Linked DNA regions of Homo sapiens: region 2 is linked to region 1. A link is an interaction called in ENCODE POLR2A ChIA-PET data of the cell type or tissue named here. Cell type or tissue: GM12878. All regions are shown on one strand. Links, peaks and the distances in the headings refer to the core of each region. The heading gives the core; the rest is flanking DNA. Region 1 overlaps DNM3 (dynamin 3). Region 2 overlaps DNM3 (dynamin 3).

Region 1 (16,575 bases), core at 5,245-13,244:
TCTGTCCATTTTAGTTGGGTAGAAGTCTGTTTTCCTTTCACCCATGTATAAAATAAAAGGGTGTCTTGAAATGGTGTATTAGAATGTGTTTCTCCTCTAGCACTAACTTGAAAACATCCAAACTTATTTTCCTGAAAACACATAAAAACTGCTAAGCTGAGACCTGATATATCAAGTTTCAGCCTGAAGAATTTTTTTGAGCCAATGGTTTATGCAGAAAATGCTGACAGATGTTGAACAGCCTCAGCAAAGCAATTTTTAAGGGAGTCCTGGGCAACAGACCATGTGGCTGCTTTGGAAGTGCTAAATTCTTATTGCTAAAAAAGTTTACTTTAAAAAATCCTAGTATTTATTATATTAAAATTTTAACAAATATTTGGAGAAAACCATCAATTATTCTATAGCAGAAGCTTTGGAACTCACTAGTTCCCATTTTGTGTATTCATTCTCTGGAACACAAAAATTTCTTAGATTTATCATTCTAAAAGGTCAGATAAGAGTCATACTTCTGGAATTATGACCTTTGAAGCAAAAGGTGTAATATCTAAATTTTTTTAATTGCCATGGGAAGTCTCAGAAACCAAGAGAATATAGATGGTAAACATTTGTGGCACTAAATTTTCCTTCCTAAGATACTAAAATATGAGTCAGGAGAACTACAAACAACACAGGTCTGATCAGAAACAACTGAATGTTTATAAGTGTTCTACAAGGGTTGCAGACTTTCCCAGGAGGGTAATAATTTAAAGGATGTCAGTGGATGCAAATGAATTTCAGCCATAGAAAGGAAGAAGAGGTGAATAGTACTTTTGTCTCTGGGAGACTTGGAATTTCAGACAGGCTCCATTTTGGATAATTCTATTTAGCCTGTCTACATTTTCTGATGTTGTTTCAGTTGGGAATGATAGAATGATATTCCTTATCCTGCATCCTGAACTGTTCAGCAGTGTCATGCTATGCTGTTAACAGCTGCCTGCCTCCATGTATATACAGATAGATGAGTTCCCTGCTGATATAAAAAGATTTTATGAATTGTGTCTTGTGTAAAAGAGAGCACTTTTAATGTGAGTGAGAACTGGAGCTTTTTTCTTCTCCCATGATTTCATTAGCATACCCCAGGCTCTGATATTCTAAAAGATTATCTAGATACTTTATTGCATTGCTAGGTTCCTTGAAGAATTGTTTTACGTTACGTTTTCTCCTAAACTAACTACAGAATTTCCTTTCTTCCTCTGTAGTGATACCACGACAGTTAAGTAATCTTTGAAAAGGCTGAATATCACCTAAATAATCAAATGGCACAAAAATATTGGTTTGCAAAAAAAATCCAGCTCTCTGTGTTCATCAGCATATTAAGTCACTAGCTGTAAGAATATTCCACATACAAGACACACAAACACACACACACACACACACACACACACAAGATAAAATGGAAGGGTATGAAAAATGTGAGCAACTTTGCAATGTTATTACTATGCCAAAAAGTCCTGAGGAAGGGCTGAAACTCCAAGTCAACTGCCACTAATCACCCAGAAGGTGACTTTCATTTATTATATTCTTTGTTGGAAAAAAATGATAACGTGATTAGTTAAAAGGATATATATGTATATGCCTAGTAGGCTTATCAGGATTGCATAATTTGAAAAAAGAACAGGCATTTTTATTTTCAGAAATCGATACCAATTTAGCATTTCCTATGTATTATGTGGGCACACATAGCACAGCATACATGTTTACCACTTTGGTATATTTCTTCTGACTCTCCTTCTGCTTCTTCTGGCCTTAGCATGAGTTTTCTATATACATGAGGGCTTGGTGCTTCTATGTTTTTAACCTCTTGCATTATAGTAATCCTCTTCACATATCATTGTATAAATAATATGATTTTTTACATAATCACTCAACCATATAATGACTTAATTCAGAATAATAAATCCTAAAGGCAAAAATAGTCTTTGGGCAAACTGATCCAATTAACATGTGGATTCTTTAGAAGCTTAGTGAACATTGTCTTCATTTATTTCATTCTAGTGAATTCAACTCAGGGGATGAAGTTTGGGAATTTTTAAAATCTCAATTTAGAAAATAGATATTTGATCATGTATTGCTATATTCACATTATCTTGAAATGAAATTCAGAACAGGATATTTTATAATTATTTTCTTATTAACATATGCTAAAATTAATAATAACTAGGTCCAAGACTATGTCAGATCACAATCAGTAGAATAAATAAAGATGGATCACTTATTCTTAGGCAAACTAGGAGACAAAATGAATTCCCTCTGACTATAAAAGCTGTCTCTGTACCTGCAAAGGATCTAATAATGGCAGCAGTAGTCACTTACTGAAAACTTTCAAGTGCCAGCGACTGAACTAATAGCTTTATGGATTTCATTTTCTCAGCTAATCATTTCGAGAATCCTCAAAAGGTGTGTTATTATCCCAGTTTACACATGAGGAAGTTGAGGTGCAAATGGATTTAGTAATTTTTCGAGTAAGTGTAATAGCAAGGATTCAAAACCCTAAAACCATTAGAAAATAGTCAGTATATAGCACTTTAAATGGATGAGCAAATGTGGTGTAGGAATCTGTAGAGCATCCAAGTGGGAAAGAAGCCTAGAGAAGTGCAAAGGAAAAACTAATATTCCTGGACATGTCTCTGAGGGCAATAACCCCTGACACTGGGGGTGGTGGTCTCAGAAGGTTGCCAGAGAAGGTGCTCTGTTTAGGACACCTTAGGTAATATAAATTACATTATTCGTTTACTGACAATGCTACTGGGAAGACGATGGGTCAGGTGGGACTGGCTGCACCTTTTCAGAATTTGAATTTACCATTTACTAACTTTTGAAATTGGGTAAATCATGTAATCTCTCCAAGCCTTAGTCTTTTCCACCACAAAATGGAAATAAGAACTCTAGCTCAGAAATATTTGTTATGATAACTGAATGAGATTTTTTTTAAAGCACCAGAACTATTCCTGGCACATATTTAGGAATTTAACAAATGCTAATTCCCTTGTCTCTTTTGTACCTAAATACATGTAAATTTTACCAAATTTTTCATATGTTAGGTAACACTAACTTTTCTTTTTATTGGGTTTCTTCTTTCCATTACTTTTTTGGTTTACATTTATTTCAGTACACAAAATACTCTGTACATAAATGTGTGAAAAATTTTGGTGGAGTATTAGAAGGAACATAGGCATAGGAATCAGAAGATATGGATCTGAATCCTGGCTCTACCACTCATCTGTTGAACGATATTGTACAGGTTAAACTAATCAGCAGTCCGTCTAATTCCACTCCTTTGTAGGTGACCTAGCTTTCTGGCTTCTTTTAGGATCTTTTTTTCTTTGGTGTTCTGTAGTTTCACTATGATGTGTCTTGTTGTTACTTATTATGTATCATTTCTTAAAAATCCTATTTGAGAATTGTTTTATTTCCTGATTCTAAGAATTGTTAGACTTCAACAATTTTAGAAAATTCTCAACCTCTCTCTCTCCTCCTACCTCCTCAATGTACTTTTAGTATACGGAATTGGATTAACTATAATCCTTGGTTCATGGCACACTTTCGTCTGCATCTGTTCATACAGTATCATGTAATACCATCTGCCAACTCAGCCCCCTGCCTCTCCCACTCAAAGTAACTATCAGTGAGAATAATTATCATTCCCTTACTTTCCTTTTATTATGGTTTTATTGCATCTATATTTAGTCTTAAAGAGTTATTTTTATCAGTTATTTTTAGTTTCATAAAAAAGAATATATTATATATAATTTTCTTTTACCTATATTGCCAATTCATGCATACCATTGAATGTACTGGAGTTCACTTGTTTGGGATGCTATATAATACTCCAATGTGTAAATATACTACAATTTACTAATTTGCCCTTCCACTAATGGCCATTTAGATTATTTCCAGGTTTTTCACTATTACAAACAGTGCTGTTATGAACGTTCTGTTAGTCGTCTTTGAATACTGTGTTTCCCCATTCTACTATTTCCTTCTAGAACTTTGATTAGAACATGTTAGAACTCATCTAACACAATCTGTGATCTCAATCCTTTTCTTTCGGATTTTATTCTGGCTTGGACTTTATTCTGGTCAGTGTATTCATATCACTACAGATTTTCCAGTTTACTAATTCTCTGTTCAGCTATATCTAATCTGATTCCTTGACACTTTTAATTGAATTTTTCATTGCAGTGATTATATTTTATTTCTAGAAGTCATTCCCCCAATCTGCTTGATCTTTTCTTCTCATACTTAAAGCCTCTTTATTTCTAAACATATTAAACAACTTTTTATTTCTGTACCTAGTAACTCCAAAATTGTAAATATCTCATCTCTGAAGGTCTGATTTCACAGCCTGTTGTTTCTCCTATTCTCAGTAGTGGTTTATTTCCTATGTCCTTCCTTCCTTTGTTCTTTGTAAGCTATTCATTTTCCTTAGAACTCTATCTTGGGGAGTTAAGGCCTGGGTCGAATTTGCATTTTTACAGAGAGGAAATAATTTTTTTTGGCGGGGGGGGCTTCTGCTAGTTCCTCTGAGGGTGGTACTAACCCAGGAAAATTAAATTCTGTACTTGAGGTTTGAGATGCTCAAACACACATGTAGTGTGAATTCAGACCTTACATTCAAATGGGGGCAAACTTGTGGCTATGCAGTTTAAAGGCAGATCACCACCCATCACTCCCCTTTTATTTAGTGCCAAGGTCAATACAATATAATTTCCTGGCTGCATTCTTCTGGACATTGGTTTTATTTTTAGTATATTCTTAGACCAGGATACAGTTTTTTCCAGTCCCAGCCTGTGTGACAGGCTCCTGTTAGGAGTCTTTGGAACTTGGAATGTACTAAGCTTTACACCTGTTTGCCAGGCATTATTTGGCCACCATGATGGAGGCACAAGATCTCAAAAATTTGGGTGAAATCCTCAGGATGGAAACCAGTGCTTTAGTTTCCTGCTTTCGTGTCATTTTCTGGCTTCTATGGATTCTTTCCTTTTAATTCATTTTGGTAGTGCATTTAATACAAATTTGATCTATTTTCTTCATCATTTAAACTATAAATATGTGTATATGTCCATGAGGGTGTCTGATTTGTCCTTCTGTTTAAAACAGAAGTCTGTCTATCCCAATTTCAACATTTATTACCTATTGCAACAGTATCTTAGTCGTCAGTCCTACATCCTAATATACTTACTCACTCCTAGTATAACACTCTTACTAAAATATAAAGATGATCCCATGTTTAAATGTCTTCACTGATTCCACAGTGCTCTTCAGATAAAGTCTTCCAGCCCTTGGCATACAAGGCCCAGCACGATTTGCTCTCTGTCTACCTCCCTGGCCCCTCAGTCTTCACTGTACACCTTCACATGCACTTCATGCAGCCATAGCTATGGACCTTCAGTTACGCCAATAAACTCTCATTTCTCTGAATTTTTACTTATACTGTTACTCTGTCTGGGATGCATTCTCTTTTCCATAGCTTTCTTCCTGATTCTTACTTTTGAAGTGACCATTCAAAAGTCACTTTCTCTTCAAAGCATTTGCTAATCTACATCTTTTTCTTTCTTTCTTTTTTTTTTTTTTTTTTTTGAGACGGAGTCTCGCTCTGTCGCCCAGGCTGGAATGCAGTGGCACGATCTCGGCTCACTGCAAGCTCCGCCTCCCAGGTTCACGCCATTCTCCTGCCTCAGCCTCCTGAGTAACTGGGACTACAACCACGCCCACAAGCACGCCCGGCTAATTTTTTTGTATTTTTAGTAGAGACTGGGTTTCACTGCGTTAGCCAGGACGGTCTCGATTTCCTGACCTCGTGATCCGCCCGGCTGCTAATCTACATCTTTGCTTGTTAGGAAAATGTAATTTAGGTACCTCTCATCTCCACCTCCTAACATAACGATGATAGCAGTTATGTTACAAGGTGATATGAAATTATTTTCTTATCAGTCTCCCCCTAAACTGGGAACCCTGGGAACAGGGACTATTTCATGCCCAGAATCAAGCATGATGCTGGACACATGGAAGGTGCTAACTAAATGTCTATATAATGAATAAGTAAATCAAGTGGCACAAATACACTTAAAAGTCAGGTATTTGATAAAGAAGACTTGTTCTAATGGATAACAGTGTGTGTGCATATGTGTATGTATGTATATGTATGTGTGATTTAGATTATCTGCTCTTTAAAATTATGCAGAATTTTTGACTTCACATCAATAAAAAGAATGAGAACTACTTTCCATTTTGATGTGCTTGACTTTGGAGCCAAATTAATAAGGAGAGAAGGGAGTAGTTCACTTAGGAAGCCCTTCATTCTCACTTGGCTGAGAACTGTTTTGTCTTCCAACATTATTGTCTCTAATATAATCAGTTTCCCTTTCTGAAGAAACCTCAAATAAGAAAGCAAGACACAGCTGAGAAAATATGTTTTGAGAACTAAATATTTTTAACTGTGATGAAACTAAAGCTTTTTGTTTAATTCCTTTCTATGAAATGAGAAACAGAAACTCTCAACTAACTGTTAGGGTTTCAGGCTAATGCCTCTGAACTTTCGAGAAAGACAATTCTTATTCCCTCTATGATTATAATTATGTTTTCTTTTCCAAGCTATATTTTAAAAGAATGCCAGTTTAGAGAAAAACTCTAGGCACATCTGATGTGGACATGAGACCCTACATATTAATGATCAACAGATAGAATAAAACTTTTATAAGGCTATAAAATATGAAGTATTCTGAAAGCTTTTGGTACTAGTATGCTTAATGGAATACAATTAATAGAATGCTTCTTTAGAAAAACACATTTTGTGATTTTTTTTGTGAGCACATGTACACATATACATGTATGTTGGTAATGGAATATAGAATTCTGATGGCTATTTTTCTTCAAAATTCAAATCAACCATTAATATTTTGAAGTGATTCCTCGTCTATTTCGAGTTTGAGCTGAGTCTCATCATAAAACACTGTGAGAAAGGAAACAAACTGCATAGATTCCATTTGGCAAATCAGAGGCCTGTAGATCTGACTGTGGTTCAGCCGCTGGCGCCATCAGTTCGGCTCCAAATCAAAAGCTGTGGAAGGAGGTAATTAGCAGGGACTCTAGACCACTCAGTTGGCAACAGCAGGCTTCTTATAGCCACTGGGAAAGTGGGTGGGAAGGGGTTCAGAAATATTCTGTAAAACAACATTTCTCCTTCAGAATAGAAGATTGCAATTATAGGGCCATTTTCGTGGGGAAAAAGCCAACTTTAACGCTTGTTTTAACACATTTGTGAAGGTGTCAATATTTAAAGAGAAAGTTCAGCCACTACCAAGGGAAATAATTACAGCCTCTAGTTCAATAAGAAGACGAGAATAGAAGACAATACCTTCTAACCCACTCACAACAGTAAAAGGGTAACATAACCTGGGCAGAGCAACCACTCACAATTCTTGGCAAAATATGGTTGCAATTCCTCATCCCATTAATTCCAGCAGAAATTAAACCAATGAGAGGCATTTTTTGCCAACGCAATGAAAATATAATTATGTAAGTCACTTTCAGAGGATGAAGTCCTCTGAATCTTGCCTGGCCGGGCTGTTGATTTTTCAAACTTGAGTGCTCAATGGAAAGAAATTGGCTACATTCGAGCTGCTCAATTTGGCTGTAGACGTGATCATTTACAGATGAAGGCAAAGCAGCCCTGAAGTGAACAGAAGATGAGAAGACTGCGTTCCAAATTGACCAGCTGAAGGAAAGTTTATATTTTAAAAAAACAATTACTTGGTCAGTGACTCATGGGGAAAGAATTCTTAAGCTTTCTTCAGGGAAACCCCAGTAAATAACATGTAAAAATAAAATGGAGATGGTGTTATCTGTTTGGTTGAGCCGTTCAGTTCACATAATAAACCTTTTGGCAAAAAAAAGGACCATTCTGAACACGATTATTCTCTCCGGGAAATCCCCAAACAGTAAGAACTACTGTGGCTTCCTTAAAATTTTACAGAATATTTTGTATCTCAGACTTGCATGTGAAATAAAAACTTGGAAGAAATATGGGAAAAAATCTGCTTTTTGTTATAGGGTTGAGGATTTTTCAGCTGGCTGCTTCTATGATTCACACTGCACTCGACTCCTCTGAAACTCAAAACCACATATCATAAAAAGCAACATGGGCTCGAGTTAGTCTTCCTGCTTTGTCCCTAGGAGAACTGACTGCTCTAAGTATGCCCCACAAGACACACAAGAGAAATGAATGAAAAGTTATCGGCCTGCATCAATTTACTGGAATATGGTGTAAATCATATACTTTAAAGGACAGCTGGAATTTTACTTTTTTTTTTTAAAGTGGATTTCACTGACATAATCTATAACAGTTTCAGTTCCTCTCTTTTTAATTAGTAAAAGCTTTTGGAATTTTGTTGTTTTTAGTCTCTAAGAACATCGCAAGAAAAAAAGGTTGAGAAAATATGTTATAAATGATTAAAGAAAGCCCTGCTTGCTGGTGCTAGGAATAGTTAAAGCTTCTCTATTCCCCAACCCCCTGCCCAGAATGCTTTGTTAAAGCCACACGGTGTCTAATCAGCATGTCTTTAGATTATTTTATGTTAATTGAAATTATGGTTAGTCTTAGAGGTTAATGTATACATGCACATGTGGCTTCAAAGCCTTCCCAAATTACTGGCTTAGCTCCTTCGCCTTAGGGAGGCCTGATCTGTGATAAAACTGACCGCATTAAACCAAGTTTATTGCTATGGAGTTTAACATAATGGAGAAAATATATTTTGCAGGTTTCTTTAAGAATTCCCCATTCTAAAACGCTCTCTTAGGATCCCTCAAAAAAGGTAAGAAAAAAAGAGGAAATGTAAAAGGGAAGGACAAAGAAACTGACTCATATCAGAAACAATAGCTTTACAGATTACTAAGAAGCAATGGAGAAGGCAAAGAACAAGACTGTCATAGATTGTGACTTCTACAACATGTTTACTTTTTTTTCCCTTTAACTTTTATTTTAGGTTCAGGGGTACACATGCAAGTTTGTTACATAGGTAAGCTCATGTCATGGGGGTTTGGTGTACCAACAATAGGTATTTTTCTGATCCTTTCTCTCCTCCCACTCTCCACCCTCAAATAGGCCCCAGTGTCTGTTGTTTCTCTCCTTGGGTCACTTGTTCTCATTATTTGACTCTCACTTATAAATGAAAACATGTAATATTTGGTTTTCTGTTCCTGTGTTCATTTGCTAACGATAATGGTCTCTAGCTTCATCCATGTTGCTGCAAAGGACATAATCTTGTTCTTTTTAATGGCCGCAGAGTATTTTATGGTGTATATATACTACATTTTCTTTATCTAGTCTACCACTGATGAGCATTTAGGTTAATTCCATATCTTTGCTATCATGAATAGTGCTGCAAGGAACATATGCATGCATGTGTCCTTATGGTAGAACAATTTATATTCCTTTGGGCCTGTAACCAATAATGGAATTGCTGGGTCAAATTGTAATTCTGTTTTTATTCTTTGAGGAAACGCCACACTGCTTTCCACAATGGTTGAACTAATTTACATTCCCACCATCAGTGTATGAACATTCCCTTTTCTCTGCAACCTCGCCACCATCTGCTATTTTTTTATTTTTTTAATAGTAGCCATACTGACTGGTATGAGATGCTATCTCATTTTGGTTTTGATTTGAATTTCTCTTCTCTAATGATTAGTGATGTTGAACATTTTTTCATATGCTTATTGGCTGGATGTATCTTCTTTTGAGAAGTGTCTGTGTGTGTCCTTTGTGTACTTTTTAATGGGATTGTTTGGTTTTTGCTTGTAAATTTGTTTAAGAAGTTCCTTATAGACACTGGTTTGGTTTTATTGCAATTGCTTTTGGCGTCTTCGTCAGGAAATATTTGCAAATTCCTATGTCCAGAATGGTATCGCCTAAGTTATCTTCCAGGGTTTTTATACTTATAGATTTTACATTTAGGTCTTTAATCCATCTTGAGTTAATTTTCGTTTATGGTGAAAGAAGGGGCCCAATTTCAATCTTCTGCATATAGCTAGCCAGTTATCCTAGGTCCAGTTAGGGAATAGGGAGTCCTTTCCCCAATGCTTTTATCAGCTTTGTTGAAAATTAGATGGCTGAAGGTGTGCAGCATTATTTCTGGGCTCTCTATTCTGTTCCATTAGTCTATACGTCTGTTTTTGTACCAGTACAATGCCGTTTTGATGACTGTAGCCCTGCAGTATAGCTTGAAGTTGGGTAACATGATGCATCCAGCTTTATTCTTTTTGCTTAGGATGGCCTTGGCTATTCAGGATCATTTTTGGTTTATCTGAATTTTATACTAGATTTTTCCAATTCTGTGAAGAATACTACTGGTAGTTTAATAGGAATAGCATTGAGTCTACAAATTGCTTTAGGCAGTATGGCCATTTTAATGATATTGATTATTCCTATCCATAAGTATGGAATTTGCTTCCATTTTCTTGTGTCATCTCTGATTCCTTTTAGCAGTGTTTTGTAATTCTCATTGTAGAGATCTTTCACCTCCCTGGTTAGTTGTATTCCTAGGTATTTTATTCTTTTTGTGGCAGCTGTGAATGGGATTGATTTCCTGATTTGGCTCTTGGCTTGGATGTTGTTGGTGTGGGAATACTGATTTTTGTATGTTGATTTTGTATCCTGAAACTTTGCTGAAGTTGCTTATCAGCTCAAGGAGCTTTTGGGCAGAGACTATGGGGTTTACTAGGCATTGATGGCACATATTTCAATAATAAGAGCCATCTCTGACCAACCCACAGTCAACAACATACTGAATGGACAAAAGCTGGAAGCACTTCCCTGAAAACCAGCAGAAGACAAGAATGCCCTCTCTCCCAACTCCTATTCAACACAGTATTGGAAGTCTTGGCCAGAGCTATCAGGCAAGAGAAAGAAATAAAAGATATCCAAATAGGAAGAGGAAGTCATACTGTCCCTGTTTGCAGATGACATAATTCTGAAAACCCCATAGTCTATCTAGAAAACACCATAGTCTCTGCTTCCCCCTTCCCCAACTGAAATGTCTCATTGCATTGATTTAGTGAAGGGAAATTCTACTCCATGAATCAATGAAATGTGCTTAACACAATTTATTCTAATTTATTCTTCACTTTGTGTCATGAAGATCGTAAAGTTCATAGTGAATGCACCATGTTTGTCAGTGACCCATCAGGAAAAGCTCCTAAGAATGGTCAGCATAAACCTCAATGGTGATCTTGTAAAGCAGACCAGTGGGAGCTAGGCAGGGGACCAGTATGGGAGACAGAAACTGAAGTTAGGACCAGCTATGCGGACCAAGTAGTGCTTCTCCTATGGAAACAGAAACTGAGACCAGCAATGGGGACAGAGCGGTGCTGCTTCCATGGAGTAGAGGCTGTCAACCTACATTTATAATACAAGGGAATATGTTGACCTACATCTGATTCTGATTACATCCTAAATTCCCAGAAGGAATCTAACCCAAAAGATTGGGAAGGGGCACAGTTTTCATTTGCATCATCATCTATTCCTTAAAACTCTCCTTGGTTCAGGTCCTTGCCACCTCTCTCCTTAAATACTATGACTCTCCTTGGCTCTCCTTAACTAGTACTACTTCTGGCTCCCACTAAATCCATTCTTCATACAGCTGCTAGATTGCACAATCTAAAACACCACTCTGACCTTTCATAGCTTCTTGATGGCACTGGATGAAGTATACTATCTTTAGTGATTGGACTCCTTGCCTATTGTCCAGGCATATGTCCCACCACACCTGACCTCACAAATCAGGTGTCATGCATTATGACCCAGTGAACCCTGAGCACACCTTTCTATCACCCTCTATTGTAAACTTCTGTTCTATAGTGAGCTCCTTAAGAACAGAAATCATGACTGACTTAGTAATCTTTTATTCTTAGCACCTAGCAGGTGCTCAATAAAAAATTGTTGAACAGAACTGATGTGAGGTGAGAGAAGCAATAAATGACATCAAACTCCAACAGGCAGGACAAGCAGGGAGGATATATGAAAGACGGTGGGCTTGTAGGCTTCTTTCACATATCAACTGGGAGGTGACTCAGGAAGATCTAGGCAGACACACTGAATCCCCAAGCTGGGGGAAGATTCGGAATCTGTTGCCCTAAAATATAGCTAAACACCAAGTGTTTGTTACACCTCTGGGTGCTTTGGCCCGTAAGCATAGCATGACAAAATCTATTTCAAACTGCACGATTTTGAGGAGCCCTTGGTTCCCAAACAGGTGACTGACTGGCTAATGCTGATAATGAGGCCAGGGCAAGGGCAAAGGTGTTTGACAGAGATGAGGTTGCTAAGGTGATATGAGCTAATGTGAATGTTCTAGAAACATATTGGTGAGAAAATAAACAGAAATAAAAAGGTAACACAGTTTGAAGTTGGGTAAAAATTTTCAAGAACAGCATTTTCATGGTGCTTCCTTCCCCCAAGTGTGGCAGATGCAAGCATTCAATACACTGAGAAGTCAGGAATGAAATTTAGTTAGAGGTAGACTGTAAAATAATCCCAAGAGGAAAAGCTTTTTACACATTGAAAAGCAACAACTTAACATATCAAAATACGACCAAATATTTCACAGTGAGATGTTCCCCCCAACTTTTCTTCAATAGTAATCAAACTTTCTTTTTTATTTAGAAAACCAAATGTCAATGAACATCATGATCAAGAGAAACTGTGAATACACCTTTGAACAAGTTAATATTATTTAGTAGAATAATTCTAAAAAGCAAGAATGTTAAAAGAAAGAAAACTAAAACTATACACCTGCACAAACAAACTTTCTACTATTTACGTGTGTCAAGTTCAGATGCACTTTCATTCTGGATTTAAAACCATAATGAAGGATTGATTATACACTTAGGTTCATCTGAAAAACTCCCTGAAAGTTTTCAGAGCTACTTAGCAGAAAAGTACAAAGAGATATGGTAATGACTTCTTTGAACAAACAAATATACAGAAAAGAGTGAGTTAATATGAGCTCTCAGGGCGCACCTGGTGGGCTGTGGCTGCTCTGATCCTGTGCCACAGAGAAATGCACTAGGCTTCTCTATATCATCCTTCCAGCCTGGGGATTGCCAACAGTCGTTTTCAATGAGGAAATGGAATGACTCCCCACCATCAGTGTTAAAGCTGTGAACAGAATCCATTCACAGGCTCCTAAGCTACTGGAAAAATGATTTGCTATTGCTCACAGCTGACAGGGACTTGGGAAGGATGTGATTCGAAAGCTGAATTTCTGGTAAACCCAGACTTAGGGCATGATTCTCACTATTACATCAATGTGCTTCACAGTAAAATCAAAGGCTATGGGTTTAAAAATTCTCCTCAATGGTAACGGAAGGAAAATAGTCATAGCTTTTGTAATTTACACTCTGGCTGCTGTTAGTACCTAGCACAGTAATTTCAAAACTTTAGAGGTTATCAAAATTACTCTGGCAGTTTGTTTAAAATGAATACTCCCAGGCGGGGTGCAGTGGCTCACGCCTGTAATCCCAGCACTTTGGGAGGCTGAGGCAGGTGGATCACCAGGTCAGGAGTTCGAGACCAGCCTGGCCAACATGATGAAACCCCGTCTCTACTAAAAATACAAAAATCAGCCGGGCTTGGTGGCGGGCGCCTGTGGTCCCAGCTACTTGGGAGGCTGAGGCATGAGAATCGCTTGAACCTGGGAGGTGGAGGTTGCAGTGAGCCAAGATTGCACCATTGCACTCCAGCCTAGGGGACAAAAGCCAGACTCTGTCTCAAAATAATAAAATAAAATAAAATAAAATAAAATAAAATAAAATAAAATAAAATAAAATAAAATAAAAATAAAATAAAATAAAATAAAATAAAATGAATACTCCCAAGCCATATTCCCAGATATTCCAATTCAGAAGACTTGGGATTAGCCCAGGAGTTTGCATTTTTAATTAGCAACTTGGCTATGTCTGATGCAAGGCAGATGGCCCACTTTGAGAAAACTTGAGCTAGTGGACACTCATGGTCTCTTCCCTATTCTTCAACAGTGTTCCCAACTGAACATTGATACTATTCTACAAGATGGTGACAGGTGTGATTTTCTTAAAAAGTGTGTTATTTGATCAAATAAATTCAGGAATTACGGTGTTAAAAACTTTTACATGTTTCTTTATCCCTGTTTTTCTCAAATACTTTAAAATGCTAATATACTTTGTGTATCACCAGAAGGGAGATGCAGAACACAATGTAACTTAAATGTTTTGGATAATGGAATCTTCTTCTCTTCTTTTTAAATAGTCTGAGCATACTTTGGGAAGCACTGCTATAGAGAATGTTCATCTAAGAAAATATAACAGCAGAGAACGACTGAGATGTGTAATCTGTAATCTCTGTGGAACTGGTTTAGTAGTAGGGTATATGAAAATACAGTGTTTAGGGAAGACTGGAATAAGATGCCAGGCCACAAACAAATTCTGAATGTAAAAGCCAGGCCATAAATAACTCAGCAATAGGTAGCCCTAATGATGCCTATCAGGGCCTTATTAAATAGTAAAGTCCTTGGTAAATGGTAAGCTTGGAAAAGGGGTGATATTTGGAGAATGAGGATAACATTGGGAGTCAGAAAAACTATTGGTTCCAGAATCACAGAAGGCACTTTGACAAAGATGAAAACATCATGCAAGTACAAAAAATAATGATAGCCGATACATTGGAAGATAGCCAATACATTTTGAGAATTAAGTTTGTTCCTTGCACTATTCTACATATTTCACAAATATTAACTCATTTAGTCCTCGTGAGGTAGATTGTCATCAAGCTCCATTTAATGAATGAGGAGAGAGGATCAGAGTCACTTGCACAAAGTCACCCAACTAGTTAGCAGCAGAGCTGGGATTTGAGCTCTGACTGGCACTTTAAAACTCTGCATTCCCTTATCCCTCTAATTAGAGTCAATAGGTGTGCAGTTGCAGTTAAAGAAGACTATCTGAGAGGAGGGACTTTTTTTTTTTTTTTTAAAGGTAAAGACACGATCAAACTGCCAAGGATTAAATAAGAAGGTAAAAGAAAACATTGTAGGCTGTGATTAGGTAAGATATCAGGAATGTGAACCAGCTCTAGATTTAAGGAAAGTAAACTGATGACATGAATCAAAACTTTATAATTTGTAGTAATAATTTTTAAAAATGTAATATATAAATTATAAAATTTATATATATAAATTATAATTATAGAAAACCTTTAATTGTGTATTTCCTGTGACACTTTTCTCTTCTATAAATCTACCCTAAGGAAATAATCAGAAATGTAGATGAGAAATTATGCATAAAGATGTTTATTCTAAATTTGTATACAATAATAAATTAGGTTGAAATTGAGTATAAACATTAGAAAGTGCATTAACGCTAGACTTAACCCTGGGTTTAATCAAATCCTGATGCGTTCACTTATTAGATGTGTGACCTTTGGCCAGTTTGCTAACTTTGCTAAGCTTCATGCTCTTTCTCTCTAAAATGGAGATTCTCAACAGCAGTACTACTGACATTTTAGACGGATCATTCTTTGTGTGGGGGGCTGTCCTGTGCCTTATAGGGTGTTTAGCAGCATCTCTGGCCTATACCCACTAGATAGTAGCACCCCCAACCCGGCTGTGACAATCAAATATGTCTTTAGACATTGCTAAATTCAAGCTAAAATGTGGATGTTTACCACTCTCAGATGTGATATTTGTATTCTCTTTCCCTTCTTTTTTTGACTTTTTGACTTCAACTTTTATTTTGGATTCAGGGGGTAAACGTGCAGGTTTGTTACATGAGTATATTATGTGATGCTGAGGTTTGGGGTCCAAATGATCCTGTCACCCAGGTACTGAGCATAGTACCCAAAAAGTAATTTTTCAGTCCACGTCCCCTCTTTCCCTCCCCTATCCAGTAGTCCCCAGTGTCTACTGTTGTCTTCTGTATATCCATGTGTACTCAGTGTTTAGCTCCCACTTATAAGTGAGAACATGTGGTATTTGGTTTTCTGTTTCTGTGTTAATTTGATTAGGATGATAGCCTCCAGCTGCATCCATGTTGCTGCAAAGGACATGATGTCACTCTTTTTTATGGCCACATGGTATTCCATGGCATATATGGACAAAGAAAATGTGGTATGCCATTGATAGGCACCTAGGTTGATTCCATATCTTCTTTCTATTTGTGAATAATGCTGCAATGAACATATGAAAGCATGTGTCTTGTATTCTATAAATAATATTATACATTTTATGCTTTTTTATACTTCTATAATTCATCATAATTATAACCCTCTCAGCACTTCACATGAATTGGAAATGTAAAATTTTTAATAGCTTTCATAAGACTTGGCTTCTATCATTGATTTCAGTAATTTTGTCATATTTGAAGAAAATCAAAGTGTAAAAGTTTATGCCTTTATCCCCGAAAAACTCTACCTCTAAATGGGCTGAGCAAATTGATGTGGATAGCTGAATCTTTGGGTTTAGCTTCGACTGTCTTATCTGTATAAAAGTGACTTTAAAAAAATCTTGA
Region 2 (16,575 bases), core at 4,570-12,569, 51 kb before region 1:
GATATCTGCTTAAAAGGGTAGTTATTTGCATAAAAAGGATATGCAGTAGCTTCTTTTACATTGCAAGATTTACTTGTAAATTATAATTGAAAGTTTAAAATATAACTGTCTCAAAATTTAGTTTACATACATCTAGGATCATGAGAGAGTTATACATCCCAGGTTTCCAAGGGCCACTAGAATCTGATATCAACTTGCCCACCCTTTTTAAACTTATTTATGATAAAAAATGAAGGGTTTTATCTACAAAAACCATTTTCTATGTTTTCAGGAATTGAAATGCTTTACTTCTCAATGACCCTCTTGAATCATTTAATGCTTGCATCATTTTTTTTGAAGTTTGAGGCGTGCATGCATATCTTATCATCTGAACAACATTCAAAACCTTCTATGAACCAAGATTACTCCTACGCCTCTTGCAGCTTTCCACAGCACCTGCTGAGGGCAGTGTCCCAAGCGGTAGATCAATGAGTGTGAATGGGCCCAAAGATAAATCGGGTTGGAGCACACTTCTAGGTAAAATGGAAGGCAGCTGTGATGCAGGACCCCTACTTCTTCTTGTGAATGTCTGCTCTAAGAGAACAAATTTTGGGACACTGTATTTTAAATTTCAGCGATGTATTTGCACTCTACTTCTTATTTTGGGCATTTATTTAAAGTCAGAAAAATGCTATAACAGTCATGATTTTGTCCACATGGAAGATAATATTTTATAATTTACTGTAAGAAATACTATAGGGTGCTATTCAGCATATTTTTGGAATTTTTGGCTGTAGCAACAGAATGAGCCAATACTATCCAAGAATAGTTTACAGTAGATGCTGGAAAGAACACAGAACTTGGAGCCCACTTAAAGGATTTAAGGAATTCTCTAATATGATTCTTGCAGTGTATTAGAGCCAGCATTTCTTTCCCCTGTGAAAATGAACCCATGATTTTATAATGTATGTCATTGGGAAAATATGAATCAATTCATGGAATTTGAAATCAGAACATAGGGAGAAAAATAGTTCACAATTTTTTGATGATACAAACAGGTAATATCCTGTATAAATTAGCCTGTGACATAAATGGTAATATAATCTGCTTTGTCACACTTTCTTTACATTGTCCTACATATCTGACTTGGATTTCACCCATAGGCATGGTGCCTAATATACCCACTTCTGTGGTTGTGGCAAAAAAGCAGCTTAAAGGATGATTTACCCACATTAACTCTCCTCAGTTTATGATCTGTAAAAAGAATTTTACAACATTCACTCAGGCAAGCTTTTCAATAGAATAGAACAAGAAAGTGTGTTTAAGTTGGTTTTTAAAATAAGTATCGGGCTAGTTTCAAAATAAATTTTGATTGAGGCTTGCAAGTCAATTCATTTTATATTCCTTCATCCCCTCAGTAAGCCCTACTTATGTACTAGGTACTGTGTTAAGAGGTAGAGATACAGAAATAAAGAGTCACTGCCCTGAAGAAGTTTCTTGTTGAGATGGAGAGAGACAAGTTAACTATGACCACAGTAGGATTATGCTAAAATTTTTGCTTCAGGAGTTTCAGAAACATCTGGAGTCCTAGCTTAGAGTTGGAAGGAGGCTAGGAGGTTGGAAGGACTTCCAGAAAGTACGGAAAGTTAAGGGGACTAGCATTCCAGGAATAGGAAAGGTATGTGCAAAGGAAAGAAAGCCAGAAAGTACTGAAGTTTGAGAAATCAAGGGTTGTCTTATTCTTTATCACAAATACCAAATGACTTGTTTTGTCCCAAGTCCTAATAAAGTCATGAAACAGGTAACATGAAGGATTTTTAGTTGTATTAAAATATGATTTCTAAAAAGCATTACTTTCCGAGATTAACTTTTAAGTATTTTGGCCTTTGTACTATATCATTGAGATTATAAACTTGGGGGAGGAAAGAGCTAAAAGAAACGCAGAGAAGCAGAAGGCAAGAGGGATACAGTGTGAGAAAGCATGCAGAGAAAGGAAGTGGTTTTACAGAGATTTACAAGTGATTTTTTTTCCTTTGCTCCTTCCTTTCCTCCTTTTCTCCTGTCCTGCCCCTTCCCTCCTTCCCTCCTTTCCTGCCCCTTCCCTCCTTCCCTCCTTTCTTCCTATCTCCCTTCTATCCCCCCTCCTTTCTCTCTTATTCCTAAAGAGACCTCCAGAAACTTATGTGCTGTAGAAACCTACTCCCACTGATGGTGAATGGGGTAAACCTTTTTCTGACCCTTCTCGTCACTCCCACTTCAGGCACCAGGAGAGGGAGAGGCCAACTGCCACCATTTAGGGGAAGGAGGAGGCAGAAAGGAGGTGCTGAGAACTAGCTACTGGGCGAGGCAAGTGTCCGCTTCTGAGAAGGAGGAGGAAATCAGGAGGAAGAAGGAAAAAGAAGAAAGGATAGGGAGGAAAAAGGCAACACTTCGAATCTCTGTATGACTGCACAATTCATTTCTGCTTTGGGAAGATAGAAAAGACTTTTTGTCCCTTTCTGAGAGGGAGCAAGAACCTTTCAAGCATGGGGATGTGACTTGGGGTAACTATGTAACTAGAAATACTCACAGAAAAATAACCTTTCCTTTTCCTTTTTTTTTTTTTAACAACAGCAAAAAAAAAGAGCATGAGGAATTTGAAGACTGAGAGATGAGTTGTGTAGCACCAACATTTTCTTTCTGCCTGACCTTCATACCTGATGAATTAAAAGGTCAGTTTTAAGTGCACCACATGATAGGCTTCTGTCACTTCTATTAGCCCAGGTGGTAAATATGAAGAAAAAGAATTACCATTTATTAATCGTCCCAGTTATTTTTTTTTAAATCCAGCAGGAGGAGCTCTAACATGCTTTAGAGCTCAAATTTTAAAAACAAAATTTTTTAAAGCAAACAGAGAAAAACAGAGAGGCATTGTGCTTTGCAGGCTGCCATGTCAGTGAACAAATATGTGACTAAGTCCAATTAAATGCTTCGTGAGAAGCCAAGGAAGCCAAGCAATGACACTCGTGGAGACAGAACGGCCCACATTTCCTCCCTTCCACGAGCCTCCTCTTTCTGATGCAGTTAAGATGGGACTGGTCTGCAGTATTAGCTCTTACAAAAGAGGGAGCAAAAGGATGATTTCTGGGCAAGACTAGATGTAATTCTTTTCCTCTGAACATGTCATATTGTTTCTAAATGAGTCTTTGACACTGGCTCAAGAATTTGAAACGCCTTGAAAAACAGAATTTTCATTGTTGGTTGAAGGCACTATGAAACTCCTAAAGGTTCAGTCGCTTCTACTCAGCGGCTTGTCAGACGCTTTTTTTAAATGAGAGAAATGCTGTGTTTGTAAAAATTGGTGCTAAAAGGGTAAAGAATAATATGTCCCCTGGGCCATGTAAAGAGTCTGCAGAAAGAATTAGGGCTTTCTAACATACACACATAAACTGGAACACAAAGAATTTACTCAGGAACAGTGAGGAGTATATGAATTTAACAGTTATGGGATTTTTAGGGTAAGCCTTTCCATTTTGGACAGTGTTGTAGGGGTGGAATGGATGAGTAGGCATATAAGATGATCAGAATTACTTAACATGAAGGAAATTTTCAACCAATCCGTTTTAATCTCTTGCCAACAAGAAGTCAAACTTTTGTTTTACACCTTAATGGTACACCCACATTTTAAATTTTTATACAAGCTCCTACAGAAACTTTAACTAGACCAATTCAGACCAAAAGTCACTAAATAAAGCTAGTCTAGACGGAAAATCTATGAAAACCATATGTCTTTTAGGCATCTGTCTTACAAAAACTACCATCATCCTGGAGAAATTGTTCACAAAATATGCTTTTAGGAAAACACTGCTGTACTGACCATGGAGGCTGTACGTAAGAAGATGGCTGGACTTGGAAAGAGTAAAGCCAAAATGTTTATAAATGAAAGGCTCTCATTTTCACATACATCTAACTGCCTGTAAACATTACTGAAAGGATGGGCCAAGCAGATATCATTTACCTTACCATTATTCTAGAAGAGATCAAAAAAGTTTACAGTTTTGTTCCTCCTCACTACTACAGAACATTAGACCAGGGGATCTCAAAGCAACTCTGTTCTCACCCACAGAGAACTATTTTGAATAATGTTGTACGTGGATGAGGCCAATAAACCAGAACATTTTCTTCTGATTATTACCTCATCCTGCTGGCCTGCCAAACACAGCTAGCAGGCAAGTGTTTGATATAAGTAACTAGAGGAAGACTGTTCTGTATAATTGGGCGTAGGGATCATCTGAGAAACAAGGGAAATCAGAAGGACTAGAGTGCAATGACAATGCAGTAAAGAGGAATATTCTCAAATCTTGCTTTTCCAATTCAACATTGCTTTCTGAGCTAAAGACAATGGTCAGTGCTACCTTCAGTATTCTAGGTACATAATGTTTCACCTTAAAATGCATTTTAATTTTAATAAGTGGTAAGCAATCCACAGAAAAGAAATATAAATGCAAACTTTGCAATAAAAATAACATTCTAACTGAAAACTGTGAATATCAATGGAGCCTATGAAAGTATTTATGAACTGCAAAGATAACTTGTAATCCTCTAGAATATTTTACTGAAACTTATTTTTCTGCAGGAAGGGAGACTTTGGAACAATTCAGTAGCAATAATTATTGGCATGAGTAACTCCATGCGTTTTTCAGTCACCTAGAAGATCGTGACTGAACAATATACATCAAATAGCCACATATGGCAAAAAGGTCCTAAGTTAGAAGAGGAAAATACCAGGAAAAAAAAAATGAAATCTATAAGATGTAATCAGTTATACACCAAAGTTTTAAGCAAACACCAGAAACACTATTTCAATGGGTTTATTCAAAGATATTGTGCTTTAAAATGAATTTTCAATGTAAGTATGAGTTTTCATGCATTAATTATTAAGATAGTGATGGAGTAATTTAGAGTGTTTGAAATATTAAAATGAATCAAGCAATTATATCAATATCCTTCATTAAAGATTCCCGAACTGAACTGTAGAACACTTAAGTAAGCTAATCACAGTCTACTGATGAGTCACAGGGGTTTTTCTGGTCCATTCATCTTAGTCCTAAGTGGTACTATTGTTAGAGCTAAAACTATAAGTCTGCTTTCATACAAATCATACGCAGAGCACAGATTTTATTTTGACTTTAGACCCAGGTATTTGGCGGGAAATTACTGCAGTGGTTTTTCTGTTTAACACATTTACTAATGTTTCCTTAATTTTTCCACCCCAAAGGGCAATAATTAAGGTGGAATTTGCCTCACATGAAGTTTTATTATTTTAGTTATTAAAATAGTTTCCAACACTACTGAGAAGCAAAAAGCAATTCTCGTTGTTTTAAGAAGTAAGTAGACATTTTCCTCAGTTCTTACAGCTTTTCCTCAGTGAATGGTATTATAGCGAGAGCAGTGGGGCAGACTTTCTGGTGTAGGCCCTTGAGCATGATACTACTTAAGGGTAGATTTACTTAAGGGAACAATTTCATTCACTCTTAAAATTGGCTTTGAGAATAATGCTAATATAAACTTAAAAAAATACACATGGTACAGAATGTATCTTACATAAATACCCATTCCTGAGTGGAATAATTTCATTGCAGACTCTCTGGACTGCGAAATGCCTTTAAAAGTCTTTCTCATCTCCTATTCTCATAAGAGGTCTCATTCTAGATGAGATATATACTAATCTTTTGAGATAAATGAAATACTGCAAATGAATGTTATATATTTAAATATACAGACGAACAGTAAATTTAGATAATGTTACCTCATGAAAATCTGAAACTAAATACTGGTAATATTTACATGATGGAAGCAAGTGGTATATTTGATTGTAAAATAAGACCATTCCCAAGTCATATTTAAAGCAGCATAATGCCTTCTCATGCTGTCTTATTTTCTCTTAGTTTCAAAATTACCATAGAAGCTGAGGGATTCTCCTGTGGTGGTGTATTTAGTTGTGGCTATCCAGACTTTTAGCTTATTCTCTCTCTTAGTTAGTCCATTAGCCCTTCTACCAAAGAAGCAGGGAAGGAATGGGGCTTATTTCTAAATTTCATATCAACTTGCACATTTAAGAAGAGTGCTTATACCTTTTCCTGTTTTCTAATGTTTAAATTAATTCCCAATAGGAGAAAAAGTTGATTTTATGAACATTTGGAATTTTACATGTCTCTAAGCAACTGAAGTTAGGAAGACCCTACCTTGCTATGGATTATGAGTGACTGCGAATTTTGCTACTTGCCATTTTGACTTAACATATTTTCAGGTCCTTGGGTAGAATTTATTCTTTCTATGATTCACATGAGCTGATAACTTCGACCAGAAAACAGGAGTGGGCATTTCCTAGTGCTTATGGGAATAGTTAAAAAATAATTCAAGAAATTAGAGTGTTTGCTATTTGTGGTTTTGCCTATTGCGTGGCTGTGATGCCTGAAAAGCAGTCACAGGGCAAAAAGTGCCATGAGGAGACGGCGCAAATACCTAGCGGCTTTAGACTTCTTGCCTTGTGTAGGAATTCTTTCTTGGTCAGAGTTGCCATGGGATCTAAACTTGATGTAAATACTTAATGTGGCATCAATGCACATGTAAATTCTATCATCAAATCTAGTGCCTTTCAACACTGCCCTCCCATCCCCCACATTTAAAATACTGGCCACACCAACAGTGTAACAGTCTTTTGGCGACAGCATTTGGTAAGCCAGATGGATTTAATTTGGCAACTTAAGGGTGTAAATATATGTTTAGATTCAGGGGTTCCCCCCGACAACACTTACAATACATTGGCAATGGTAAGCTAAAGGATTTCAATGTCGAGTGTTTTAAAATTCTCCCTTTGAGCAGCAATGAAGTTATGACAGGCAAGCAAAAGCCATCAAACTCTCAGCTAAATCCTCAATGTTTTTCTTACATTGCTGGAGGTAGGCATTTAAGGCATGTTTCTGAGTGAAAGATGAAGCATTTACATTTTCATTTTTAATTTCCTGGCTCTTATTGGCTAAAGCAACTCTAGTAAACGTTATTTAAATTTTGCTTCTAGGCCTGGTGTGGTGGCTCATGGCTGTAATCCCAGCACTCTGGGAGGCTGTGGTGGGTGGATCACCTGAGGTCAGGAGTTTGAGACCAACCTGGGCAACATGGTGAAACCCTATCTCTACTCAAAATACAAAAATTAGCTGGATGTGGTGGTGCACGCCTGTAATCCCAGCTACTCAGGAGGCTGAGGCAGGAGAATCGCTTGAAGCCAGGAGGCAGGGGTTGCAGTGAGCCGAGACCACGCCACTGCACTCCAGCCTGGGTGATAGAGACTCCGCCTCAAAAAAAAAAAAAAAAAAATTGCTTCTGATCTTTCACAGAAAGAAGGAAGAAGTTCCCCAGCAGTCCTTTCTTCTAATTTGTTGCTTGGATAAAATTTAGAGGTGAAAGAGCTATGAGCAATGTCATGCCATGAATCGTTGACGTCGTTAAAACAAGAAATAACAAGAACTGTCTGAATGTGAAGGTTTCCCTGTAAAAATCATTCTTTTCTTACAAGTGAGGGAAACAACGAAGTGCAGTGATGAAATAGAAGTACTAGCTTGTGTGTCATCTACAAATCTGTATCTGCTTACACTGGGCAAAACTTTTTTTTTTAAACCCCCCTTTCTTTGAGCTAACATTAACTTGTATATAGGAATATTCAGCAGATTCCAACTGGTGACAATTTGCTACTGACTGGTTGCAGGAAGAATAATAATCCTCTACTGTGCATTTTTCACTGGCCAGTGGCTTCTCTGCCAGACTCCTGTCTTGGCTGTTTTCCTCTATCAGTCAGGTGAAACTCAGGGCAGGGCTTGGTCCCCTGAAACTCAGGAAGGCTTTCCCTGCAATGGCTGAAGCTTCAACAATTTAGAGCCCCAAAGAGAACAATGACAGAGCTATTTGCTATTATTTGTCATGGGATGTGGAAGCAGTTGTGTTTGGTTAGCTTAATGCCAGTTACCACTGGGCTAACAGCAGCATATTGTTATATTTACTGCTGCTGTCTGCATTTATGTTACTTGTACTTTGCCTTATGTAGATCCTTTCTTATTTTCCTTTTCCTTTTACCCTCTTACAGCATAGGATGTTTGGAAGAGTGAGATAGGGGACACATTGAAAACAGAGAGGCAATCTGAAGGCTACCTTGACGCATCTGCAAAGCTCCCAGATTCTGACTTTCACAAGACTTGCTTTCTGTTTCTGGGCCTCGCCTAAACAGACTGCCAGTCATCCGAACCGTGGCAGGATGGAGATGTTTGTGTAAGGTAGACTCAAGTTTGCAAGACTCAAGAAGGAAACCACCAAACTAATTTTACTTTCACTTAAACCAGATTGAAACCAAGACTTGAAGAATTAAAAACTTTGACATTAACCATTGATTCACTCCAATGAAATAATTGTGTTATAGCCAGAATCATGGTGAAATTGGAACAAGGCTTTTGATGGGATTTTTAATTGAGGGACTTATATTAAATTGGATATTTTCTTTAATGAACAGCATGTGGCCAAAATTCTATTTTCATTAAAGTATATTAAGCATCATGACAACTCATATTAAACCTGCAACAAATGATTAATGACATTTAGAGACTTCAAATGTCATGAGACACCTTAAATATTAAGAATCAAAAAGAACACCTCAAAGTTGTTTCTATTCTTAGTAATTATGCTTAAAAAAACATCTTTCCTTGCTTTGAAAGCCAGTTGCTAAAAATAAAAACTGTTCCATGAAAAATCACAATGCCCAATGATAAATTTATGTATTTGTTTTTTAAAGGGGGAGGATGGTGAGAAAAATAGAAAGCTCCTGGCTGACATCAGAGGTCACAAGATGAGTTCCTCATTTGTCCAAATGACATTCAGCTGCTAAAAGAAGTCAGACTTTTAGAGGGCTGTTGAAAAGACAGTAAGTCAGGAGGTTTTCAGTACATGACTGCAGGGGAATCAGACACAGGCTAGTCACTTAAGTTGCTTAATTGTCCGTGTACCCTTAGCCCACGACTTCAGGGCTCAGCAGCTTCATCCTTCATGGCACCAAACCTTGACGTAAGGGATTCAAAGACACACTCATAAGAATCGTGAATTTGTCCTCATGCAAAATTTGGGGGACTGGCTACAAAACCGAAACAAGGAGATCGTATCCCTAAGTGAAAGGGACTTTATATTAATTGTCAGTTATAACAATATGTAAAATACATAAAAGAGATAGAGCACTGCAGGCCATCAAGGTCAAACATTTGAAACAGAATTAAACTAAATTATAAGGAGGATTAAATGGCTTTTGTCTTTGTAAAGAAAAGAATATGCATGCATTGATTGCCTATGTAGAAGGATTAATAAATCTTTTGGCATGGTCGATTTGTAATAAATTACTGAAAATGTGGGATTACAATGAAACTCTTAAAGTGTGCCACATAAGTCAAGGAAGCCACCTAAGTCATGGGATGGGCATGAGTGAGACACTCTGGAATAATCTTGATGCTACTCTGGGACTGCCCTTGCAGGGTGGGACATCAGCTTCACTAAGGGGCTCACCAGAGACTCCTTCAAGGGAGCATTTCTTGGTTTCCATATTGTGTTTATGTCATTTTGATGAGCTGGAGTAAAACCCAAATCCTTTCGAATGATTCAGTTTTGTCTTTTTAAAGAGAAACCATCATACTTGGTGAACAAGGGTGGTCAAAAAAAGTACTTGAATATTGAGTGATGAGGTTAAAAAAAAAAGTTTCTTCTTGCTTGGTTGGAGACCCTTCCTCCCACCCTTATCCCCTTTTGACTATTGCAAAATAGCTTAGTCCAAGGAAAGGGAAGAAGACAAATGAGTGAAATAATGCCAGAGTTCATTATTGCCAGGAAAAACACACTCGGATTCAGTGAATTTGTTCCGTTAATGTCAAAGACTGTGATTCCCAATTAACTAATTTTAAGAAGCTATATCTGAAAATAGTTACATCAGCTCTAAAGTTAATGTCTGATGAAGATCAGGATCTTCAATTAAGAGAATAGGAACCCTAAAGAGGTGGTGATGTCTGTTTAAGATCATCTTGTTAAGTAAATAAATACACACTGGATTGGATTTTCAAACAGCATTTAGCCCCTTCAGAGAAGTTGAGTGGAGGTGAGAGGGGAGGTGACAATCCAGATATTCTGGCAATAGAAAATGTTCCACAAATCACTGATTTGTGTATACTCAAGTTACCAATGACAGAAGCATACATACTAGTGAATCTCTTTGGGATAGAGATGCTTCTCTAGTTCAAGTGGAATTAATTAAAACAGGCATGTAGTTTGCAATATTTCCAGCTCCCTAACTGAAAGGCTCCATGCACATAAACCAGAACAGCTTGAGCAGCTGAGAAAAGCTGGGCCAAAAATGACTCCACCACCTCTCTCCTTCCTCTCCTTTTATATTGGAATGGAAAGATACAATAATATATATTTTTTAAAAGCAGAACACTCATGGTTTCTGTACAATTGCAAGTGTGCTTTGATTACCTTTGAATGGCGTTAACATAAAAGTATATATGCTCTTAAAAGTCAAGATCATAACTTGCTAATGAAGTCGTGAATTATCCAGAAGAAAACTATGCACAAGCCCATGCTGAATGGCAGAATCTCTTGTCTCTAAAAGTTCAGTTATTGCCTTTGTAATATTAAAGCCCAACAGGGAGCTGGCGGGACACCTTTTGTGCTGTCTTGTCATGTTATAGGTTTCTGGTTTCAGATACAAGAGGAGAAAGGACCCTTAAGAAAGTAAAAAACTTGAAAAAAAAAATCAAACTTCCTTCTCTGAAAACAAAGGGTTGTTTTCCCAGAGATGATGGATAATGGCATTTCAACTTTCTAAGTTTTTGATAGAGAAAATGGAGGCAAAGCACAGAGGGGAAATAGAATATATTAAACAAACAGAATAAGGTGAAGTTTCAACAAGCGCTTCTCTCAATTTCTTTCTTTCTCTCGTTCTCTCTTCCTTTCTTTTTTTGAAATCTTAAACCCCATTTCTGGCTTGTATTTGGTAGGATTCCTGCTCTGGCTTTTATTAAAAACAGACTTTATGTGGTCAGAACTCTCCATCTAAAGCTGGATTTAACAGGCATGGGGATCCTGACAGAGTCTTTCTTGCCCTCTCTCAGGTGACCACCCCTCCCCCAGCCCCCTTCCCCGGGATTTCCCTCCCAAAGCGCTGAACCAGCACAGAAACTTGAAGGCTCAGCACAAAACAACAAACTTTCCTCTTTTACCCTGTACTTTCATTTCTGTTTTAAATTTGGGACTCTTTGCATGGCCAGATCAAGTAAAGTCTGGTTCTAACTTGAGAGTATTCTAGAAATTTCAAATAAGGCAACTGTCATCCTATAAATTCCCTAATGTAGTCTCATTAAGCCCTGCTGCCCATGTGCCGGCCATCCAGCTCGGGCTACTCATTCTCATCCGGCTGCCTTGTTCGTGCGAGCTGGAAAATACTAACGGCAACTCCACCCTGCTTAACAAGTCAGCTTAGCATTCAAAAGTTGATTTTTCTGAAGGGTACTGGCAAGCTAGCTCATCTGAAACCCACAGGTAAAGCAGTCAAGCAAGCAGGCAGAACATGCATGTTCATTCCCCAGGACAGGCACCACCAGTTTGCTCTGGTTTTTTCTCACAGCTAGACAGACAAAAGTAGCTCCTGCATGGCACTCCAGCCTTCCCACTCTCAACTCTTCCTCTTCCAATGGCCTCAATACCTTCCTGGTACAATGGCAGACACTTTCCTAGTCAATTTGAGGTTTTCTAAAATAATAAATTGGATCTTGCTTGTAGCAAGGCTCAATGCGGAAATTCATGGTTTTACATGGAAGGGAATTCTTTTGAATACTACAGTGCAGTGGTTCTCACGTGGAGAGGAATTTTACTCCCCTAAGGGACATTGGGAGTGTCTACAGATATTTTTAGTGGTCACAACTGGGGACTGCAACTGAAATCTAGAGGGTAGAGGGGAGGGATGCTGCTAAACATCTTACAATACACAGGACAGCCCTCCACAACAAAAACGTCAGTACTGATGAGGCTGAAAAACCCTGGGGTCATGGTCAGGAAATGGCTTTGGAAGCAGACTGCATGGGATTAAAGTCCAGCTCCACTAGGGACTGGCTGAGCAGCCTTGGGCAAGCTGTTTAACCTCACTGCCTCATCTGTAAAATGTGGATAACAACCTATTTGTTGTGAGCTTTAAACAAAAATGTATATACAAAGTTCTTAGGGCAATGCCTAGTAATATTGAGGGCACAATAAATGTTGGCTATTGCTAGTACTGCTATTACTAGAAATTTAGCACCATTCCAAATAATTTATAAGCCAAGTCTATTGAATTTAGAGAAAAAAAATTGGATTGAGAGTGTGTATATATCCTCTTTGCTTAGGACCAAAATGATAACAGTGGTAACAACTGTAGTCTTTACAGTGTATCAAACTCTTTCAAATACCTCATGTCATATGATCTGGGGAACAACCTTATTGAGTTCTCCCTGTTTCATAGATAAAGAACTCCCGTCTCAGAGTTAAATGAGTTGCCCAAGACCTTCAGTAACCCAGGTCTTCTGACTGCAAATCTCCTGCCTATTCTTGCTGTACCACCCTCTGTGTACTAGCTTAAGATCCCCCTTCTTCTCTTCTCTTCATTACGCTTAACAACTTGAAGATTAAAATAAAACGTAAGTGCCATAATCAGTTGGCAAGGTGGCTCAGGCTTCAGGGATGGGTAGAAGTCACATCTGTTTTTATGGTTCATATACAGTCAGATATTCCTTCATGGAGTATATAAATATTTTAATTCTCTGAATTGAATTTTTTAAAAATTAACTTTATATATGGGCTAATTTTCTTTCCTCTTTATATTTCTGATTTTGAGGGGGAAAAAAACCTTAGTACTTTATACCTTAAAAATCTCTGATTCTATTCATTGTGTATATTTTGACTGTAAGTATATGAAGGTGAGACTACAGCTCCAACTATGTGTGTTTCTAGGTCCATTATTTATTAGCTATATTGTTTCACAATTAAGCCTGAAAATCCACTTATAATTGTCAACACGTATTATTCAGATGTACAATGATCTATCTTATATATGATTAGTGACTGTATACAACAATCATGCCTATATTAAAATTTCTATGTGTAGTTTTTAAAAAAACAATTGCAGATCAATCAGCCAGATTTATTCAGCCTATATGAAAATTGGTAAAATTGAGTATAAGGATCACAGTTCAGAAGGCAGATGGATAAAATTCTCTAAGTCAGTGGTTTTCAAGAATTCTTTTGATAATGGAGAAGGCAAGACTTTAGTCCATGGAACTCTCATGACCTATAGAACACACAGCTTGCTACAATCCTCCATAGCTCTTTTGTTTCAAAGCCCTCAAATTCTCCCAATAGCTGCCAAAATGTCATTCATTGGGACGGAGTGTTCTTTAGTCCTATTTAGTCTGTGCCAATTGATAAATGAGAAATTTCAATGATCACAAGTGATTTTTAAATGGCATAACAGGGTTGGCAATTTTCCTATAGTCTCTGTTCATTGTGAAAACTGCAAACACGTACGATAAGATCTTTGCAATTTTCTCTTTCAAATAAATTTTGTCTGTCATTCTATGAGAAGAGAACCAAGGCGCACTACCCCCCCAATTTCTGCTCCATGCCTTACCTTGGGACACTGGGCGGGGCCCTCGTAGGCCTAGATGGAACTTGTGGAGGGGCTCCGAAGGAGTCACTGCTGCTGGGGAAAGGAGGTAATGGGCCTGGACGGAATGGGACTGGAGGAGCCCCAGAGTGGGGGCCAGGAGAGGGAATGGCAGGAGCTGGTCCTCGGCCGGATGTGGGCCTTGCGAGGGGAGCACTTAGTGTTGGCCTCCTTTGGGTTGTGGGGCTTGGAGGAGGTGACCTGAGGAAAAAGAGAAATCATAGTTTGCTCACTCCTCCTTTCTGTCTGAATTAATCTCTAAAAATGTTTTGTAACTTCCTGCTTTTTAAAAATTATTTTTTGACTGAATAAGTCCAATTCATGTCATGAAAGTCAAAGGGATAAAAGGGTAAATGGAGAAAAGTAAGTTTTCCTCTCCCTACCCCTTCACTCTGTTGAAACAACTATAGAAGTTTCTTGTGCATCCTTTTTAACTGTATTCTACATTTGTATAAGTATATATTTTCTCTCTCTATATATAAATTGCTTTTCTGTATACCATAGAACACAGTCTTCTACAACCTCCTTTTTTTTTTCTTTGAGGCGGAGTCTCGCTCTGTCACCCAGGCTGGAGTGCAGTGGCGTGATCTCGGCTCACTGCAACCTCTGACTCCTGAATTCAAGCGATTCTCCTGCCTCAGCCTCCCGAGTAGCTGGGATCACAGGTGTGCGCCACCACCCCCAGCTAATTTTTGTATTTTTAGTAGGGACAGGGTTTCACTATGTTGGCCAGCCTGGTCTCAAACTCCTGACCTTAGGTGATCCGCTTGCCTCGGCCTCCCAAAGTGCTGGGAATACAGGCGTGAGCCACCGCGCCTGGCATACAACCTCCCTTTTTTTTAAAGCTTCCCGTTAACTGGATTATCTTTTCATTTTAGGACTTAATAGAACTGTCTTGTTCTTTTTAGTGACTATATAACATTCCATTGTGAGGATGCACTGTGCTGCATTTTTAAGGGAGTTAGTATAATCTGATCCTTACTCCTGAATGTAAATATCTTTTCCCCTTTTTCTGTAGGTCCATCTTGGTTTAGGAAAGCACTCTCAGAAAATGATATTGGACAAGCGTGGCAGGGCTCAGGGGTTGTGGGTGGGTCCATCTTCTTTTTTTTTTTTGAGACGGAGTCTTGCTCTGTCACCCAGGCTGGAGTGCAGTGCACGATCTCGGCTCACTGCAAGCTCTGCCTCCCGGGTTCACACCATTCTCCTGCCTCAGCCTCCCGAGTAGCTGGGACTACAGGCACCCGCCACCACGCCCGGCTAATTTTTTTTATGTTTTTAGTAGAGACAGGGTTTCACTATGTTCGCCAGGATGGTCTCGATCTCCTGACCTCGTGATCCGCCCGCCTCGGCCTCTCAAAGTGCTGGGATTACAGGAGCGAGCCACCGCACCCGGCCGGGGCCATCTTCTTACCTGCGAGAGTGCTGTATCCAGGAGTCATCCACTGGAGGGGGTGCCGGAGTGGACACGGTGGCTGTGCTGATGTCCCCAATTATCCCAAGGGCTTCTTTCAGTGCTTGATACATTCGAAGCATCTCATCCCGGCGCTGAGCCTGCTCAGCAGATTCCTCCATCAGGGTATTTTGGTCCTCTGAAGAATACAACTGTGCTAGGAGCTCGGAATTTATGAAATCTTTAACCTGTCAGATCACCACAGAGAAATAAAAATGGGAATAAATGAGTGACTGAGTGGAGGTAGAAACATGGCTGTGGCAGTCAGAGTCTGGACAAAGTCCACCAAAGTCCACCAAAGTCCACCCTGGGAAAAGTGAAGCACCAAGCGTCTGTTTACTTTTGTTTTGTCTCTATCCCCAGTACTGGTGACAGTAACAGTTTCCCTCTGTCTTTTGGCTGTCCACACTGAAGGATGATAGAGATGAGTAGAAGAAGGCCAAACCCAGCCATCACCAGAACAGGGCCTGCTGGCTTTGTGAGCATTTCACAATATTGTCTGGAGCTGTTTGGCTTATAGAAGAGGGAAGGTACTATGAGGTAAGAAGCAGTATTTTCAACAGAAAACAGTGATGTGAAGAAACCTATGTAATCACACGTTTTCCATTCCTTGGCATTCGCAGTCCTTTCCCTAGCTTTTACCAAAATCACTGGAAAATTATTGAGATGCCAAGTTTCAGTGTCGTCTCAAAAGTGAAATTAGCACCAGTAAGTGAATATTTATTAAATACAGAATCTTATATAACTATGCAGGTTGATTTATAAACAAGTGAAAGAGATGCACTCTGTTTTCCAGAAGTTTACAATAGAAGTTAGTTAACAGTGATGGGGACTGACATGAGGTTGCATAGTTAGCTAATATATAAAAACAAACTAAAGTATGAACACTATGTGGGAGTCTCAGGGGGAGGGGCATTTTGTTGCAGGATGAAAATGGAGAGGATGAATATGGTGCACAACACTGAGAGTGGGAACGCCAGCTACTGTATCTCATCAACTCTAAGACACCAGTGATTTTAAGAAACACTACTATCATATGTGCTGACTATTCAGACAAAAAAAAAATACCATCAATCAAACTTTGACAGGATGTCAAGATGCCATTGAGTATAAGATGCATCTTCATTTCAGAAATATTAAATAAAAAGAAGTGAATGTGAGAATCGATGAAGTATGGTATATACCAAGTGGCTTCATAAGTTATATGACAATTCTTATCACACACTGAAGAAACATGTATTAGTATTCCAGTTTTATAGATACAGAAACAAGTTCCAAGAATTTAAGTATCTTGTGCTAGGTCACACAGCATTCAGTTGAATCCATAACCTTCTGACTTGAAGTCCGGTGCCCATTCCCTTACCCCATTATCTCACTGTGATTGAGT

The links. ChIA-PET counts read pairs that join two places held together with the same protein. Peaks named below come from ENCODE experiments on the same cell type or tissue, not always from the same donor. Only the 100,000 strongest peaks of a DNase experiment are listed, where the experiment ranks them.
Region 2: POLR2A ChIA-PET joins it to region 1 with 11 read pairs; 20 of 35 experiments call an interaction of 5 or more read pairs at or near these places.

The regions. Positions count from the first base shown.
Region 1 is chr1:172,335,167-172,351,741 of GRCh38, reverse strand. All of the region lies in intron 17 of DNM3 (dynamin 3), which reads right to left. Among named protein-coding and RNA genes, the nearest start is that of C1orf105, 77 kb to the left of the region's middle. RefSeq lists an enhancer at 8,969-9,078. In GM12878, for the core only: no CTCF peak of the experiment used is centred there; DNase peaks (open chromatin) are centred at 6,354, 8,167, 8,961, 13,196 and 1 weaker place; H3K4me3 peaks cover 1,277 bases; H3K27ac peaks cover 8,000 bases.
Region 2 is chr1:172,385,934-172,402,508 of GRCh38, reverse strand. DNM3 (dynamin 3) reads right to left here. Exons shown (of 21, transcript NM_015569.5): 19 at 15,150-15,376; 20 at 13,700-13,936. It overlaps LOC102724528 (a long non-coding RNA gene), which reads left to right. Exons shown (of 3, transcript XR_001738294.3): 2 at 2,593-2,690; 3 at 8,099-8,758. Among named protein-coding and RNA genes, the nearest start is that of C1orf105, 26 kb to the left of the region's middle. In GM12878, for the core only: no CTCF peak of the experiment used is centred there; DNase peaks (open chromatin) are centred at 8,238, 11,295, 11,548 and 11,930; H3K4me3 peaks cover 1,842 bases; H3K27ac peaks cover 7,774 bases.